2 separate regions of the Mus musculus genome follow, and region 1 is linked to region 2. The links are chromatin loops, found by intact Hi-C in ENCODE. Cell type or tissue: left cerebral cortex. All regions are shown on one strand. Links, peaks and the distances in the headings refer to the core of each region. The heading gives the core; the rest is flanking DNA.

Region 1 (8,336 bases), core at 246-8,245, 260 kb after region 2:
TTCTTAACAAAAAATTCCTCTGAGAGTAGGGAGAAAAAAATGAAAATGCTTAAGTTTAAATTTGATATATTGGTTTTTCTAACCTACCTGTTCAGCTCAAAATGGCTTAACAGAAGTAAGTAAATAGACATACATGCCCAACGCAAGCTTTCTGAAGCTTGATGACTTAAACTAAGTCAAGTATTTAGAATATTTTCTGGTCAAAAGTAAATCAGTCCAGATCCTTTTTTTTTTTTTCTTCTCATAACAAAATCCTATTTTCAGAATAGGCTTGGGGCTATAAAAGATCGTGTGTAGTGGTATCATCCTTCCCATGTGAAATTCATTAATAATTGTATTTTACAATGAAAACAAATGGAGAATTTTGGGAGATTTTGGAGACTTCATACTAACAAGTTCTCCCAGACTAAAAGGGACTTCCTCAAATTACCCTTACCTGCAGTTCAAGCGTCTGCAGAGGCAACAGTCTTAAAGCTCCCAACACTTAATTGGGTGCATTTTAAGGCAGAGGATGCCCAGTAAGATGGCTCAGAAATGGCTGCCACCCCAGTCAACCTGAGCTCTGCCACCAGAGCTGACATGGTGGAAGGGGAGTTCAGACACTCACAAGTTATTCTCTAACACTGATACACGGGTATGACACACTCAGGTACTCCCCACGCTGCAACGCAGGCACGCATGCACACATGCGAGACACACACACACAGTATTCTTAATTAGAGACTGGGGGACATCAAAACCCCATTTTAGGTCACATTCGATCAGAGGCCACAGGTTGCAGAACACAGTCAAGAACGAGTCCACAATTCCCTGCCACTACACACAATTCAATAACTTCTAGAGACTGGAAGGACAGCTGTGAGTCCTATGAGGAAATGAGTCTCTTATCACTATCTGGGGAAGCAAGCTAGCATTCCACCAAAGGCAGGCACCACACAGCCTTGCACAAACGGTAGCTGCTATCATTTATATAGAACTTGGTTAGTGAGAGATCTGTGCTAGATACCTTACCTGCATTGTATCTCTTAACATGAGTATATCTTTTTTAAATCCCAAAATGTGTTTATTTTCTTATTTTATAATGAAAAATTTGATGCCCAAAGAAGCAAAGTAGCATCCCCGGGTCACGTGCTTCCCGGGTCACGTGCTTCCCTGGGTCACATGTCTCCCCAGCTCATCCAGTCCAAAGAGGGATGGCAGCTGCTGAGATACCTGAGCCCTCCTATAGCACAGTTACTTCAGCCTGCACTGGAGTGAGAGATTGGGACCATTTGGGGGCTGGAGAGATGATTCAATAGCCAAGACACTTACTTCTCTCCCAGAGGATCAGGGTTTGTTTTTGTGCACTCACAGGGCAGCTCACATGTGCATCTGACACACACGGTGCCCAGACGTATTAAATATTTTGTCGGTTATCTCATCTGATGCAGTTCACCATGGCCCCCACACTCCTGATCAGCGTCTTTGTGATCTTCCTCACCTCCCAAAGGTGTAAGCTTCCAGCTGAATCCTCTTTTGCTCCGTATAGACGCTTTCATCTATTCTTATTTTTAGTTATCATAACCAAGATGTTAACAAGCTCAAGGGAAGCGCGCCTGTTGAAGCGTGTCAAAAATACATTGGTCCTACCACTTAGTCTTAAAAGATTCACATTGTTTTGCTTCTGAGTATTTGACTCTTACCTTCCCATCAAATCTACCTCAGTCTTACTCTTCCATGAAAGCTGCATAGCTCCTTCCATCCCTATTGAGTTGTAGACTTTACATTAAATATATTTTATACATTAAATATAATTTATATATATAATAGGTTTTAATACTTCTTATGAATTATAGGGTTTTTTAAACTTAACATAAAATAATCACTTTACGCTCTTTTTTTTTACTTTATCTAAAAGGAAAGTAAGTATTGCCTTTCACCATTTTGATCATGAGTCAACTCTGAAAGAAATCATTACCCAGAAAACAAAAGAGAGAGAAAGACTTGTCTAGTTTGAAACCAATGAATATAACCAAGTAGTAAAACTCCAAATCTTTCTGTAAATCCACAGATGCCGAATGAAGACAGGAGCAGCTGCGGCAATCAAGACAGCATTCACAAGGACTTGGCAGCATCTGTGTATCCTGATCCCACGGTGGATGAAGGCACAGAGGATGGGCAAGGTGCTCTCCTTCACCCGCCTGGCCAGGACAGGTATGGTGCTGCCCTCCTCAGAAATATCACGCAGCCTGTAAAGAGTCTAGTGACTGGGGCCGAACTACGGAGGGAAGGAAACCAGGAGAAGAGACCTCAGAGTGTTCTAAGCGTAATTCCAGCAGATGTCAATGATGCTAAAGTCTCCTTAAAAGACATAAAGAATCAAGAGAGTTATCTGCTAACCCAGAGCAGCCCGGTCAAAAGCAAACACACCAAACACACCCGCCAGACCCGACGGAGCACTCACTACCTGACACATCTCCCACAGATCAAGAAGACTCCCAGTGACCTTGAAGGCAGTGGCTCCCCAGATCTTCTAGTGAGGGGAGATAATGATGTCCCCCCTTTCAGTGGAGATGGGCAACATTTTATGCACATTCCTGGCAAAGGAGGTGCTGGGTCTGGTCCTGAAAGCTCAACTAGTCGCCCCCTCTCAGGCTCCAGCAAAGCTGAAGTTATTGACCCACATATGAGTGGACTAGGCTCTAATGAGATCCCGGGGAGAGAAGGACATGGTGGCAGTGCCTATGCAACCAGAGACAAAGCTGCACAGGGGGCAGGCTCTGCAGGTGGGAGCCTTGTGGGGGGCAGCAATGAAATCACAGGCAGCACCAATTTCAGGGAACTCCCCGGAAAAGAAGGAAACAGAATTAATGCCGGCAGCCAAAATGCTCATCAAGGGAAAGTAGAATTTCACTATCCACAAGTGGCCTCGAGAGAAAAGGTAAAGGGGGGCGTGGAGCATGCAGGGAGAGCTGGTTACAACGAAATCCCCAAGAGCAGCAAAGGTAGCTCTAGCAAAGATGCAGAAGAGTCCAAAGGGAACCAATTAACCTTGACTGCAAGCCAAAGATTTCCAGGTAAAGGCAAAAGCCAGGGCCCTGCTCTGCCCTCTCACAGTCTTAGTAATGAGGTTAAAAGTGAAGAAAACCATTATGTGTTCCATGGACAAAATAATCTTACACCGAATAAAGGGATGTCACAGCGGAGAGGCTCCTGGCCTTCGAGAAGACCCAATTCCCACAGGCGCGCTAGCACCCGCCAAAGAGACAGCAGCGAGTCGTCATCCAGTGGGAGTTCTAGTGAGAGTCATGGTGACTAGTCCCTGGGATTGAACCAGTCCCCTGCTCTAGTCCTGGAGGAAGAGAGGGCACAGCAGGAACTGAGCAAGCCAACAGACCTGGTCCCCTCCAGGACATTGTGCTATTTTAATGGTGGTTATAAGAATTTCTACTCAAAGTTCTAATGCTTTTTTCAATAAAAACTTTCATAAGAATTTGTATAATAGGTAATATTTGGACAGGCGACACATTAAAATAGTCTGTGAATGTCACAAGTGCCTTGATACGTCATCATTTGCTCTTCAGACATGAAAATAAATATGCTTGCTCTATGGTGGTGTGTAATTACATGATCTACAGGCAACTGACTGTTGGTGGTATGGGAAGAATTAAGAGATAACAAGGTTAGTCCGCCTACAGCAAAGAGGTAAGGTGTGTGGACCGAATCCCCTGGACAAAGCTTGAAAGCGTCACTCTGATCTGGGATTTCATGGCCTGTCAGTGATCTTTCCTCTGTCTGCATTTACTGTGTCCTATGAGGCAAGTTTAATTACTGAAGCAAATCAAATGTTAATCACATTTTGCTGGTTCTTTCTTCATTTAGAGAGGAGAATAGGATGTAGGAAGTGTTGTGGGGGATGGGGAGACAGTCAAAATCTGGTTCAATATAATATTCACTGAACTCTCCCAAAGTATCCCTGGTTCTATTTCTGTTTAGCATTAATGTTTTCCTCCCAAGATGGTCTGACGATGAGACTGCTGTCTGCTGCTGAGGAAAGCTTTTGTCTCGCGGCAAGAGAAAACTTGTACCTGGCTAGTGCTCCGTTCCTCTTTTCTTGTGCCTTCTCCTTGGCTTAGCATGGGCCTTCTGTCTGGGTGTGCAGTAGCCAACATGTGGCCATGAGGGAGAAACAGAGTGAGTGGGAGCCACTGAGTCAGCTCTGTCACAAGTGCCTTGATACGTTATTTCCTGCTCTGAGCATCTTGTCTGCCAGAAAACCAGCTCTCCCTATGTCAGACATTGATGTAGTATTGTCCCTGATGCCTGCTTTAAAGTCATCACTAATACACTCTTCCATTCTAACATCTCTCCTAAATGAGGAGCATCAAGGGAAGGGATGCCAAGGAGGGATGGAGCCAACATAAAGGAATGTGGGTATTTTTTTTCTCCTGTCCCTTTAGACTCTCAAACAGCAGACACCCTAACCAGCATGTTTGGTGCAGCATCTGCGTTTTGATTCCTCGTACTCTCTCTGTTTTAATAAAAAATTAATTTTGACCACCACCTCCACAAAGCACTCTGAAGGCAATTAAGTAAAGGAATTAAAGCTGAATTTAAATTGTAATTGAATAAGTTGAAAACAGCTCAGCATCTTTTACACAGGAACGGTCTGAGCACATGGAAACTCTTGAGATGGCAAGAGAAAGCTAAGTCGGTGGAGAAAGCAGATGCTGTCTTAGGTCCAGGTCCTGACTTCTCTGTTTTCTAGGGGACAGTTCCCTTGTTAGAGTGTTCCCCCTTCCCCATGTTTGAGCACACATGAACAGCCCTTCAAGGCACCTGCAAGGGTTATATCTGCTGCCTTGTAAGGGAACTGGAACGCCTTCACAATGTGCTGTTCTTAAATACACACGTGTACAGATCCAGTCCTGCAGAAGCCCACAGGACCCTCCCCCATCAGACAGGCTGCTCGTTCTCTCCGCTCTCGTGTTTCAGCAGGACCATCCTCACTGAAAAGTAACCTTGCATGGTCTCCAAAACGGACAGGTTTAGCCTCTCCTAGTTGCCTTTCAAAGGATGAGGAACATAGATACAGCCTGCCACCTTGTGCCCAACAAGAAGAACTGCCCATTCCCGGGAGAATCAGGGGTCTACCGTTTTATTTGCCTGCGGACAGTGCACTTCCTCCAAGCCACGTGCCTGGGTTTCTCCGAAAAATCAGGGAAGACTACCTGATACTGTTTAGCTTAACAAAACCCACAAAATGAGCACAATTTACAAAATTCTGTGAAGATTAAAAGGGAAGAAATACTCATGAGCTACTAAGTGGATAATGTAACTAAAGAGAAAGGTGATCAAGAATAAAGCATCAGACTTGGGGATAGCTTAGTAGATAAAGTGTCTACTGCTCATGCGTGAGGACCTGAGTTACCTTAGCAATGAGTGGGTGGAGTCAAAACAAGTGAATCCGCAGAGCTCATTTATTGATGGGATTTATTGATGAGCTAGATTTATTGATGAGCTCCAAGTTCAGTGGGAGACTTTGTATCAAAAATAGAAGATGGAGAACAACAGTGCAAGATATCTGAAGCTAATCTTTGGCCTACTCACACACACACCGTGTACATGCACACCCTTGCTGATACACACGTACACTCTTAAGTACCTGTACAGACATCACATAGATGTGTGCTTGTGCGCATGCGCATGGGTATACACACACACACACACACACACACACACACACACACACACACAGAGGAGGGGAGAGAGAGGGAGAGGGAGAGGGAGAGGGAGAGGGAGAGGGAGAGGGAGAGGGAGAGGGAGAGGGAGAGGGAGAGGGAGAGGGAGAGGGAGAGGGAGAGGGAGAGGGAGAGGGAGAGGGAGAGGGAGAGGGAGAGGGGTCAGAGGTGCCTAGTTCAATACTAAAAAGCCATAAAGGAGTTCCTTTAAAAACATGTAGACAGACCTCTACTGGTAAATAAGAACTTTGAAGTTGGTGGCTTTAGATTGTAGAGCATGCATTTTAGAGTTTAAGAAAGATCACTTCAGTTAGAGGACGGGGAGGCAGCAGTGATGAGCAGGGCGCTTCAGAGAGCAAGACAGAGGGAGACTCATGCTTATCATAGATACAAGGGCACTGGACAGGAGCGGCCAGGAACTGCAAGTGGGCCCCACCACTCAATAGACAGTGCTTTAAAGCATGAGGTAGTTGATTGTATTTGTCCCATGCTTAGAAATGTGGCTGTTGGCTATATTTGAATTTTCACAGTTTAAGTTGCTAATGGATTAGTAACAAAAGTTAAATTATCTTAATTTAAGCTTATTTGCTTAGGACAATGAGGCAGAGGGAGTCTGGAAGCTGTGGGTGTTGTGTTATATTAAATCAAGCAGTCATTTTGCAGTGTTGCTTCTGATGGGGGTGGTCTGGCACCAGTCTTGGAATAGCATGTATGATATAAGGTCGTGAATAGAGAATCTGCTGTTTTGATTGTAACAAGTTCCTCAAGTGATTATGATTATATTTGAATGAGTATATTCCAAATTTAAAATTACTGCCTTGGGTGTCTTTTCCAGTGACTATGAAATCACTTTTCTGGGTCTCCCATGGCCCACGGACAATCAAGACTTCTTACTAATTTGATTCTGTGGGCATAGTTCCATCTCTGATGAAAATAGCTGATCTTTATAGATATTTCACAGCAAGAAATAATAAAAAAGAATCAAGGCTCTTGGGCAGCAGCCATCGTTGGAAGTGTATGTGTCTCTACCCTAGCTCACAATTCTGTGCACAACGACCTGCTAGCTATCAAGCGTGAGTGTTGCTGGCCTTGTACTGAATGGTCGATTAGACAGGATATCCCAAATTGCTCAACACCATGTGTCTCTGTGAAAGACAGAAGGGAATGTGAGGAGAAGTCAGGAGGGAACTAAGGTGGCGCTCACTCTTGTAAAGGAGCAAGAGTTATGCATGCCGATGACAGTGGCATCTCCTGCTTCACATTGCTCAAAGCTCCGAGTGCTGACAAGAACTACTTACTGTGATAAGAAACTTTAGTCAGTACAATTTTTCATAGTGTTCCTTGAGTGTGTGGGACTCCTCTGTCTTGGTCCTTGGTTAATGTTGAAGCTCGCTAGTCCACAAGAGTCCAGATTATCAAACACTATGAGCCCTTCTCAGGCATGGGTCCCAGTCACAGCCAGACTTCAAAGCAAGCAACAGGTGGAATGAAGATGGAGTGTCCCCGTGTGAATGCTCCCTTGCTCCCCACGACCACAGGCAACCACCGCAAACAAGCCCCTCTCCAACTCTTGGAGGTGGCACAAGGTTTGCTCAGAGCACCCAAGTGAATGAAGTGTCTTCATTATTTCAGCTCACTCTTGCTTGTTAAGCTATGACTTACTAAAAAGCTTAGAAAACAAGCCTTTGGTCTGCTGGTATGGATTTATTTTATGAAATAATATCTCTGACCACAAAAGTAGAATTCTAAAAGTAAATATATAAAAGCAGTAAAGTAAATAAAATAAAAAGTAAATATACATAAATAGTAGAATAAAGTTTAAAAGGTAAATATATAATAAGTAAAATTAGAAAAATTAGAAAAATGCAAAGGAAAAACTGTATTTTACTGTTTTATAGTCCTTTGTCTACAGAATTCTTACATGTCTTGTAAGAAAACAACAGCAAACTTTCTACTCCTCTTGGCATCCTCTAATCTTACTTTATCTCAGAAAATGTTTTATACTAATGGCTTTGTCCAGCAATGGGTTGAGATGTAAGTATCATAAGCCAAGCTATTACTCAGTGATTCACACGCATCCTGATTGATGCTGTTTTCAGCCTACAGCCTGAGGCTCACCATGCCCCATGGACCATCTGTTGCAGAAATCTACCCCCAAGACGGTCCTTGCCTCTTACTCAGACCCCTCCAGGTAAATCCCCTGAAGCTCTCAGGTTCAAAACAAAACAAAACAAAACAACCCCAAGCCTTCCGTGCTCCCACAATAAGCTTCTGATTCCTTGGTCATGCTAGGGATCTATAATTAGGGTCGGTGTCCAGGCGATGGCAGTGTGCAGCTGCCCCGAGAACAGTTCCAAAGAGCTCTAAAGCTGACAGCCAGGGATTGATCAGGAGGTGGCAAACACTCACTTCTCAACAAGTGTTTTGAAATACACTGAGAGTTTTATTCTCATTTTCAATTAAATCTGGAAATTATCTCACTATAGAAAATTCGTTTTTAAAACTTTAAGCACATGCATCCCCAGATACTGGTTCTCCCTCCCTCGGTTGTTCCTTGGTTGCTGTAACTCTTCATCTAAGGGTTGGGTCGTGTGATGTCCCCCTTCCATGTCGGCA
Region 2 (8,336 bases), core at 87-8,086:
TTTCCTCTCCCACCTCCCCTCAGCCTCTCCCATCTTAGGATTCTTTTGTTGTTGATGTTGAAATACTGGTGTGATCGGGCGACTGGCTTTGTGCTTTGGTGATCTGTGAATGCCAAGAAACTGAAGCCCTAAGGATCTTGTATTAAATAGAAGGTAGTTTCTTCCACATGGTGTGTGGAGGCCTGACAGAGGGGAGTCTTCATAGTGGTAAATAAAAAGTATGAGTAATATTCCAGAGCAGTGAAACTTATTACTAGGAAGGCTGGTGGGTGAAAACACACTTTTCCCCCTTAAAATTGGGTTTGGGCATTGCCTTGAGGTCAGACCATGGCTGTGTTTGGTAATTTTACAGTAGGCTTTCCTCAGTCTGCTGCTGTGAGTTGTCCAGTCGCCGGAAGCAAGCCCAAGGTAAATGTAAGTACCTGAGAGTTCACGACCTAAGGTTGTGCTGATGTCTACAATCTTAAACCTTGTGAAACCTGCCTTGTGAAAAGATACTTACTGTTAGAGATGCAGAGATTCTGATCTTAAAGGTCTGGGAACTGAATTCATAACACCATGCACTGTGATTGGCTTAAGGCATTGGGTTGATTTAGAGGAGTTATTCTCCCCCTTCCCTGACAATGGATGTCACCTTTATCAATAGAACCAGAAATAAAATCTTACCCCAAGGAAGCCCTAGAAAAATAAGGGGAAAAAAAAAGTTAAATACTAACCAGAGTTCACTTAGTGACTTTGTTGTTTATGAAAATAAGATTTACCTGCAGTTGGTTCAAAATAGAAGTGATTAACTGTAAAAGAAGAAAGGGGTAAGTAGTCTCGGTGGGTTTGCCTTCCAATTTATATTCATCCTAGCACATGTGTCAGCGGAAATGTTTTGTACGTGAATGTTTCATTGGAAATCATACTTGATGTGTACAAGATTGAAGATAATTCAAATTCCTTTGATTTATGGAACTACTTTCCTCTACCTTCTCACTGCATTTACTGCATTTGAAAGTGAGAAAGCTGAAGACCCCCCCCCCCCCCCCCCCCCCCCCCCCCCCCCCCCCCCCCCGTCCACTTTGAGTAAGCGGCACTCTGGTTGGAGATGGGAATGTCCTGTTGAATGGTTTCCTGCTGCAAAGCTATGAATGGGGCTTTGTCTTGCTGATTTGCTTACACAGCTGTTCCACTGGAGATGTGTTGCTCTGCAGCTTCCTGTAGAGCTCAGCAGCTTCTTCAAGAGATTGGATTGGACTAATGGTGATCCATTATCCCCGTTATGTACAAAGCTGCCTGCCCCAGAACACTAGGAATAGTGAAACCAACCTCTGCGTTCTTATGTATAAGCAACATTCTGAGTACTGAGTGTGGGGGAGGGTGAGAAAGGGGTGAGGAGGGGAGGAGGGAGGGATATGGAGAGGGAAGAGAAGAGCGATTAGCTCCCTAAGTATTGTTGGGATCCTCTAAGAAGGCCCCTGGCAACTTGAGTGAGTCAGATTCTCTGAAGCGAGCACACATTCAGAGGTCAGGCAGGTCATTGCTGTCCATGCTGGCGAACTGAGCAAAGCCACGAAGCTGGATCAAGTCTACAGGTAACATGAAGATCTAGTTTCCCAGCACAGGATGCTGGGTGCCCCTGCAGCTGGGCTCCAACTGGAAGACCCACTTGGTGACGTTATAATCACCAGTAATCAGTCACAGAGAGAGAGGCAGAGAGAAAGACCCAGAGAGAGAGGCAGAGAGGCAGAGAGACAGAGAGACAGAGAGGTAGAGGCAGAGACAGATATCTTAGAAATTGAGACCAGCCCGGTCTACATATTAAGTTCTAGGCTACCAAGGACTATAGAGAGCTTGTCTCAAAAACAAACAAGCAAACCTCCTTTGGGGTTTAGATTTGATAAGGTTTCACATATTACACGCTGTGCCAATTCCTTAGTATTGGAATCTACCTTCTCTTCCTAAAGCACTTTATTCTGTTCCTCTAGGTTTTCTGACCCCTCGCTTTTTCACTTAACTCGCATCAGTAATAATGACCTTGTCTTGTCACGTTAGAACTGAGTGAATGGAAAGAACTCTTCTCGTACACTGGCCTTTGTTTTGGCCTTTGGATTTACCAGGTGCCCTGCCTGTGGGTCAAGATGAACTGAATCCGTGCAGTGGTTTCCAGAATGAACTGGCTCAGTTATATGCTATTAGATGCTGTATTCTTAAAGACCCCATAGATGGACAGAGCAGAATATATTTACCTCCAGAAGCTGATTAGGTGTCAGAACCTTGAATAAAAGAAAGAGAACAAACCAAGAGTTACAATTTAGCGGTTCAACTTAGAGTTACAACTTTGAATTAGCCTGGTAAATGGAAACATAGTTTTTTTTTTTTTTTGTTTTGTTTTGTTTTAATTAGGTCTTTTCCTCATTTACATTTTCAATGCTATCCCAAAGGTCCCCCATACCCACCCACCCCCCAGCCCCCTACCCACCCACTCCCCCTTTTTGGCCCTGGCGTTCCCCTGTACTGGGGCATATAAAGTTTGCAAGTCCAATGGGCCGGAAACATAGTTTTAAGACCCCCTAGCCTTCATTAATTCCTCTCACTGATAGTTTACAACCCCTCCCACACCTTTGGAAATGTGCACTCCACAGTGTGCCTTGTGGGAATCTCAGCACAGCGGGGGACATCTTGTGACGACAACCTGTGATGATAACTCACACATGCTCGCTGAGTTATACTTAGGGGAAACTGGTCAGGAAAGAGCCAATGGTTTCCTCTCACAGTTCCAATAGTATTTAAACATTGGATGATATGGTATAATACACAGCATAGCCACTTCAGCTCAGAGATATGAGGGAATTGTCCATTAAGTTCTTTAAATCAAACAAAGGTTATCAGCTTTAGTCATTTAAGTATCTTCTTAAGGGAGGTTTTAAGTACACATACCTGATTTGGATCAAAAGGGAAGGGAAAGGGAATCGGGATCTAGAAAAAAAAAAAAAGGAACGAAAGGGTGATTTGGAGTGAGACAAGTCATGCCTGTTTCCCTTGATGTTTTCTGTTCTTTATTCCCTTCAGCCTCTTGGTGTTCGGTGTGCGTGCGCTGAATAGGTTTATACCTCTAGACCGCTGTCCTCACAGAGCTCTGGGTCGGATATGCTATTTTCCTTTTAGAAGCTGTAATTATTTTTGCTTGATTGATTATACTAAGTGCCCAGGGATTGGCCTTGTGTCCAGTGTTCATTTTTTTTTTTTAAGCCAATATCTCCCGTGTTCTCTGCACGGGTGCACCTTCCGCTCGCGGCTGCCCTCTGCTGGTGGGAAGGAAGAGCTTCCACCATACACCATGGATTTCTTTTCCTTGGAAAGTGTGATAACCATCGCCCAGCTGATGGACTTGAGACTCCCAACACCCGACTTACCAGAGGAGCCTGCGGAAGGGGAAACGGAGGGAAGAAAGGCAGGATTTGTGGTGCGTACAAGTTAAATCTCTGTAAACAGAAACACAGCGTGAGCCGTTCCGATTGCGAACTTGACAGCTTTTAAGTGGCGAATGTGCCGTTTGAAGTACAGTGTACCTGTTCACTGGAACTTCCTCCGGATTGTCCAAGCTTGAAGACAAGAAAAGCAACACGGTGAAGCAGCTGGAAGCTGTATCCGTTATCCAGCAAGTCGTTTTATTTTACATGAGAACAGCCTAAAAGTGTCCTGTGGGGCATTCTGCCTACAGCCTTGCATCCACGTCTGAAGTAAGCTTCATATTTAACAGGGAAATGCTGAGTTGATTTTTGTTCAATGACTTACAATGCCACTCATTTCTTGGCTTTAAAATTTTACTCCCAAAAGTTCTTATGATTACACACCATATGTTGGCAAGGTATACATGCCTTACACTGGTATATTTAGCATCAGTACGGCTCTAGACTTGCTTTCGGTATAAAGAAGTTCAAAGTGGTGGGAGTATGAGTCTGAACTTAAATTCTGTCGTCTCCCTATAACCTCTGAATAATCTCTCATTCCTTTGAAAGTCCCCTTGTTGCAAAAATGTGCATGGGAGAGGGTTTTATGCTTAACTGGTGCTGGACACTATCTACAATAAATGTAAGTTGTCCCTACGGGTCTCACTTATTACAGATGCGGAGAGTGTGACTGTAGTCAGTGCACAACGAAAGGTTCAGCTGGTGGTGTTTTATCGCTAGGTCTTATGTGTTCAAAGTGGTGTCATAAAATGCACCATTATTTCACGGAGCAGAGCAAGTGTTGCTGTTAAGTGGTCATGACGCGCTGCCACGCCGTGGGTGAGACAATAAGTGTTTCAGAGATGCTCACAGTTAAAGAAATCACAGACTGGAACATAGTGAAGTGTGTATGCTGCAACAGTCTCATTAGCACAGAGTTCCTATAGAAACAAGCAGCGTCTCTCATTTGGTAGGTAGGACGGTAATGCTTGTCTGGGCTGGGGATGTAACTGGGCAAGAGAGAAAATGCCCTGAATGTGCAGTGCCCTGCGTTTGAGCTCCAGCTCTACCAAGAGTGTATTCCACCAACAGTTCTTATTAATGGTGCAAGGAGAGACGCTGATCTAATACAATATCTGGGCACACTGCACTAGGGCATAGGTTGTTATCCAAACCTCTTTTTCCAAGATGGTTCAGAAAAGACATCCAAATGTACTACTATAATGAGTTGTCATGCTCCTGAGCTGTGTATCTCAGACATAACTTTGTTTACTATTAGCTTAGAACTAGTGCGAGTAGTCTTAAATATTCCTCTTTGTAAAATCAAGTCTGACAGGTCAAGTTGGGCATCTTTGCGAGAAGCCTTTACGCTGGATGATGTAGGGCAGAATAAAGAAAGCTCAGCTCGACTGCTAACTTCCCACCTGAGTCCCTGTAGAGTACTTGTTTTATATTGCTAAAAGCTTTCTGTTGCAAGTAGGATTTTTAAGTGTTTTAGAACCATTTTTAATCATTTATACACTCTGGACTTGTTCTGACTCATTTGACAGGGAAAGCATGAGTTAGTTCCTGCCTAAGGTCCACCCATGTAGCAACTGTCTGCAGAAGCTGAGCTTTGACACACAGAGCCTTAGACCCGGGGAGATTATGGACCCCGGACCCCGACACATTCCCAAAATCCACTTTCCTCTCCTGCCAACTGTAAAGATACTTCCTAGCCCAGAAATCTGAAGGCTTTCCCTGTGGTGGCTGAGGGAAGCGCCGCCATGTACTTACAGGGATTGGCAGAGCAGCTGCAGCGCTCAGCAGGGCGGCCAGGAGGAAAAGCTGCATTCTGAAGGGAGGATCTGGAGGTGAAGGACTAGGTGAGCGGCTAGTTTCCTTCCTCACCCTGTTTCCATAGTGAACGGATGATTGAGGTAGACATGTGACAGTGGTCAGGCGAAATCCTGCCTGTACACTTGCATTTTTTTATTTTTAAGCTTGGAAAACCTACAAAGCTTTTAGATTAGACATTCTCTGGCTTGCTATATCACCTGGCATCCCACCCACACTCCCCCACCCCCTCCTTACACCTTCTAGTTCTGCCTACATCCAGCTGTGCTGCCCTTGAAGTGACTTGAGACTGTGATCTGTGCAGATCTTTTGACTTTACTGCTCCTGTGAGGATGTGGCCATCACGGCTAAAAGGTGAGAACAATTTTTACAGAATGCACAGAAAAAGTGTGTGCCTTCGTTAGACTGACCAGTCCGTATGCCCTGGGTGCTGTTGACAATTACAGTCCTTTAGGAAGGAAATCATCTGAGAAAAATTTGCAAGGCATAGTAGGGTGATAAGAATAAAGATAACATGAGTAAACTCGATAAAGCCACTGAAGGAGGTCTGTTCTGCCCTTTGGAACCAACATTTCTGAAGTAAACCTTAACGCTTGTAAAATCATATTTATTTAGAATTAACTTACCCACTGCAATTTTAAGCTACATCGCTGTACTATGGAGTTTGGTTACGAAAGAACGGCTTCACCATATTTTTATAAAGACTGGTCCCCGACATTTGAGGCAAGTTCTATCCATCTACGGATTATCTACCAGCTGCTGCGACCGACATACTTAAGCTTAACTCAGGCTGAGTTTGTGCCATTTTCATTGGGCTTGGACTTCCTTTCCTGTCTCATGCTTTTCCTTGACTGATTTTCAGGATCCAACCTCAAAAATTCCTTTCTTATTTTAGTAAGTGGACATGGTGGATCATTGAGCTACTCAACCCAAGAATATCCCACATACTTTGGACAGTAATAAATTATATCGCTTTAATTACCTGTGTTTCAAATGGTCCTTGGAGCGACAGATTCGGGAAGCAGTGTGGACTGACATCCCGCCATCTAGCTAGTATTTAAGCTGTATCACTAATGCCTACATGGTCATGGGCAATGTGACTCACCAATTCAATGCTGAACCGAGCAATTGGCTTCAGACCAGGAACTCAGCTTCCTCAAAGATCACAATTATAGAGATAGACTTAAAGACTGATTACTAAGAAGATGGCTTCATCTCCTTGGCTGGGATCAGAGCAATTCTTTATCATAGCCAACTGATTATTAAAAGCTAGCCGCCATGAACACGAATGTGCTTCTGTGACCTGTCTTCTAGGTCTGGATGTGGAGTTCTTAGGTTTGTGTAAGATTTGAACATCTCCGTTCTTAGGATTTTCATTTGAAAAATGAAAATGATTTTCGCATAATTTTTAAAAGTAAATGTTCATACGGCATCCTTGACAATATTAAAATCAGTTTTCCTTATTTTTGAAGCATTTTTACAAAGTTGCCTGAGAGTGAAACAAAATTTAGGTCTTAGTGACATGTTGGTATAATTATAAAGTGTAGTTTCTAAAACTTAGCTTCTAAAGATGGATTCTAATTAAGAAACTTTGGTAAATGTGGTCTGAAGCTTAGAATTAATTTCCTATTTGGTAAAATAAATAGATTTTGGCTAGTCAAGTTGAACCTAACTATCTAGAAAGGACAATGGTTTGGTGTGGTTTTAGTTAAAGAACAAGTGACTTATTGGTCTCATAAAATATAAAAACGACTGAAGATATTTGTATTGATAGCTTCGATTTCAATAGAAAAACTACATTATAAACATTATAAAAGCAGAATAAAATGGATTCGAGGAACTTTTGGTGCCTTGATTCAGTTATTGGAATACCATATGGTGCTTTTATAATTATATAATATATAGTATATAATGTATATTTATATTATATATTAGTATATAATATATTATGTATAATATATTCATATTAAATATAAATAATTAATATATAAGTATGTCATTATAATTATATAATTGTACTTTTATACCCACATTTGTAGCATAACAGGAAAGCCCAACTAGAAGCACACATTTCTAAGCCACAATCGGGCCTCAGGCGTACTGCTGCTCTCTCACAGTGGTGGCCGTCATGGCCACCCCACAGTTCCTTGTCTCTCCCTTTCACTTTGAGAAGTGAAATACAGGGAGTTTTCAGATCTCTGTCTTTCCGACACACATGCCCTACTGCACAGAGTTTTGAATTGGTTGGAAAAAGCAGTGTAGAATCACCTACATTTTAAACTGAACTTGGCTAACAAGCAATTGAATTCAACTCATTCCCCTTTCTCCCCATGACATCTTACATAGTGACAAAGCACATTCACAATTTGTAACAATGCATTTGCCACAGAAAACACCTCTATCTTTCCTTTAAAAGCACTTTTTATTTTCACTAGTAAGCAAGCACAGTTCTGTTTTATGCTCTAATGTAAGCCCTGGGCTGGTCTTTTACATTTGACTGTTTAAAAACCGGAAATAATCTTGAGGAGACATTTGAGGTTTTATAGATTTTTTATTAGGACATCAAGACACTGAAAAGGAGGCATATTTATCTCAAAAGAGCAGTATCTCACTTCCTCAGCATGCATAAGGTATTATGGACAATATGAACATTGTTTTTTTAATAGTTTATAATTATCAATTATAAACGCAGATGCACAGAGTGACATTGCCATGGTGGCTAACTGTCCCCAGACAGGACAGTCTTTTATAGACATTGACTCTACTTAATTTTAAAGTTTCATTTCCTAAGTTAATATTAAGTGCCTGGCTCATATATATATCACCAAGAAGTAATTACTACCATTGTCTTCTCTCACATGCAAACAAATGTTTTGCTACATATGAATGTATAGTGTCATGGCTGCTCGTATTTCTGAAGCGGTTAAAGCAGGTGAGGTGGATGGAAAGTTCCGATTCTCTCAAATCTTAATTCAAAAGAGGAGGTTTTCATCTATATCCTCTGCAAAAATAAATAAATAAATAAATAGTTAGATAGATAAATTGATGATAGGCAGACAAAGTTTT

The links. Peaks named below come from ENCODE experiments on the same cell type or tissue, not always from the same donor. Only the 100,000 strongest peaks of a DNase experiment are listed, where the experiment ranks them.
Region 1: it touches region 2 in a loop (4-fold over the local background); 20 of 42 quality-filtered maps call a loop at or near these places.

Annotation. Positions count from the first base shown.
Region 1 is chr5:104,335,024-104,343,359 of GRCm38, forward strand. Mepe (matrix extracellular phosphoglycoprotein with ASARM motif (bone)) reads left to right here. Exons shown (of 3, transcript NM_053172.2): 3 at 2,051-3,588. The coding sequence ends at 3,298. Among named protein-coding and RNA genes, the nearest start is that of Mepe, 14 kb to the left of the region's middle. In left cerebral cortex, for the core only: CTCF peaks have their summits at 5,102 (motif pointing left) and 8,052; DNase peaks (open chromatin) are centred at 2,135, 4,177, 5,068, 5,372 and 1 more place; H3K4me3 peaks cover 212 bases.
Region 2 is chr5:104,071,307-104,079,642 of GRCm38, forward strand. Gm17660 (predicted gene, 17660) reads right to left here and starts at 6,302. Exons shown (of 10, transcript NM_001163772.1): 1 at 6,253-6,302; 2 at 5,211-5,281; 3 at 3,555-3,587; 4 at 3,399-3,467; 5 at 2,923-2,961; 6 at 2,232-2,258; 7 at 762-791; 8 at 667-678. The coding sequence starts at 5,267. It overlaps Sparcl1 (SPARC-like 1), which reads right to left. Exons shown (of 11, transcript NM_010097.4): 11 at 7,802-8,271. The coding sequence ends at 8,243. In left cerebral cortex, for the core only: CTCF peaks have their summits at 3,302 (motif pointing left) and 5,183; DNase peaks (open chromatin) are centred at 1,192, 3,316, 4,342 and 5,140; H3K4me3 peaks cover 351 bases.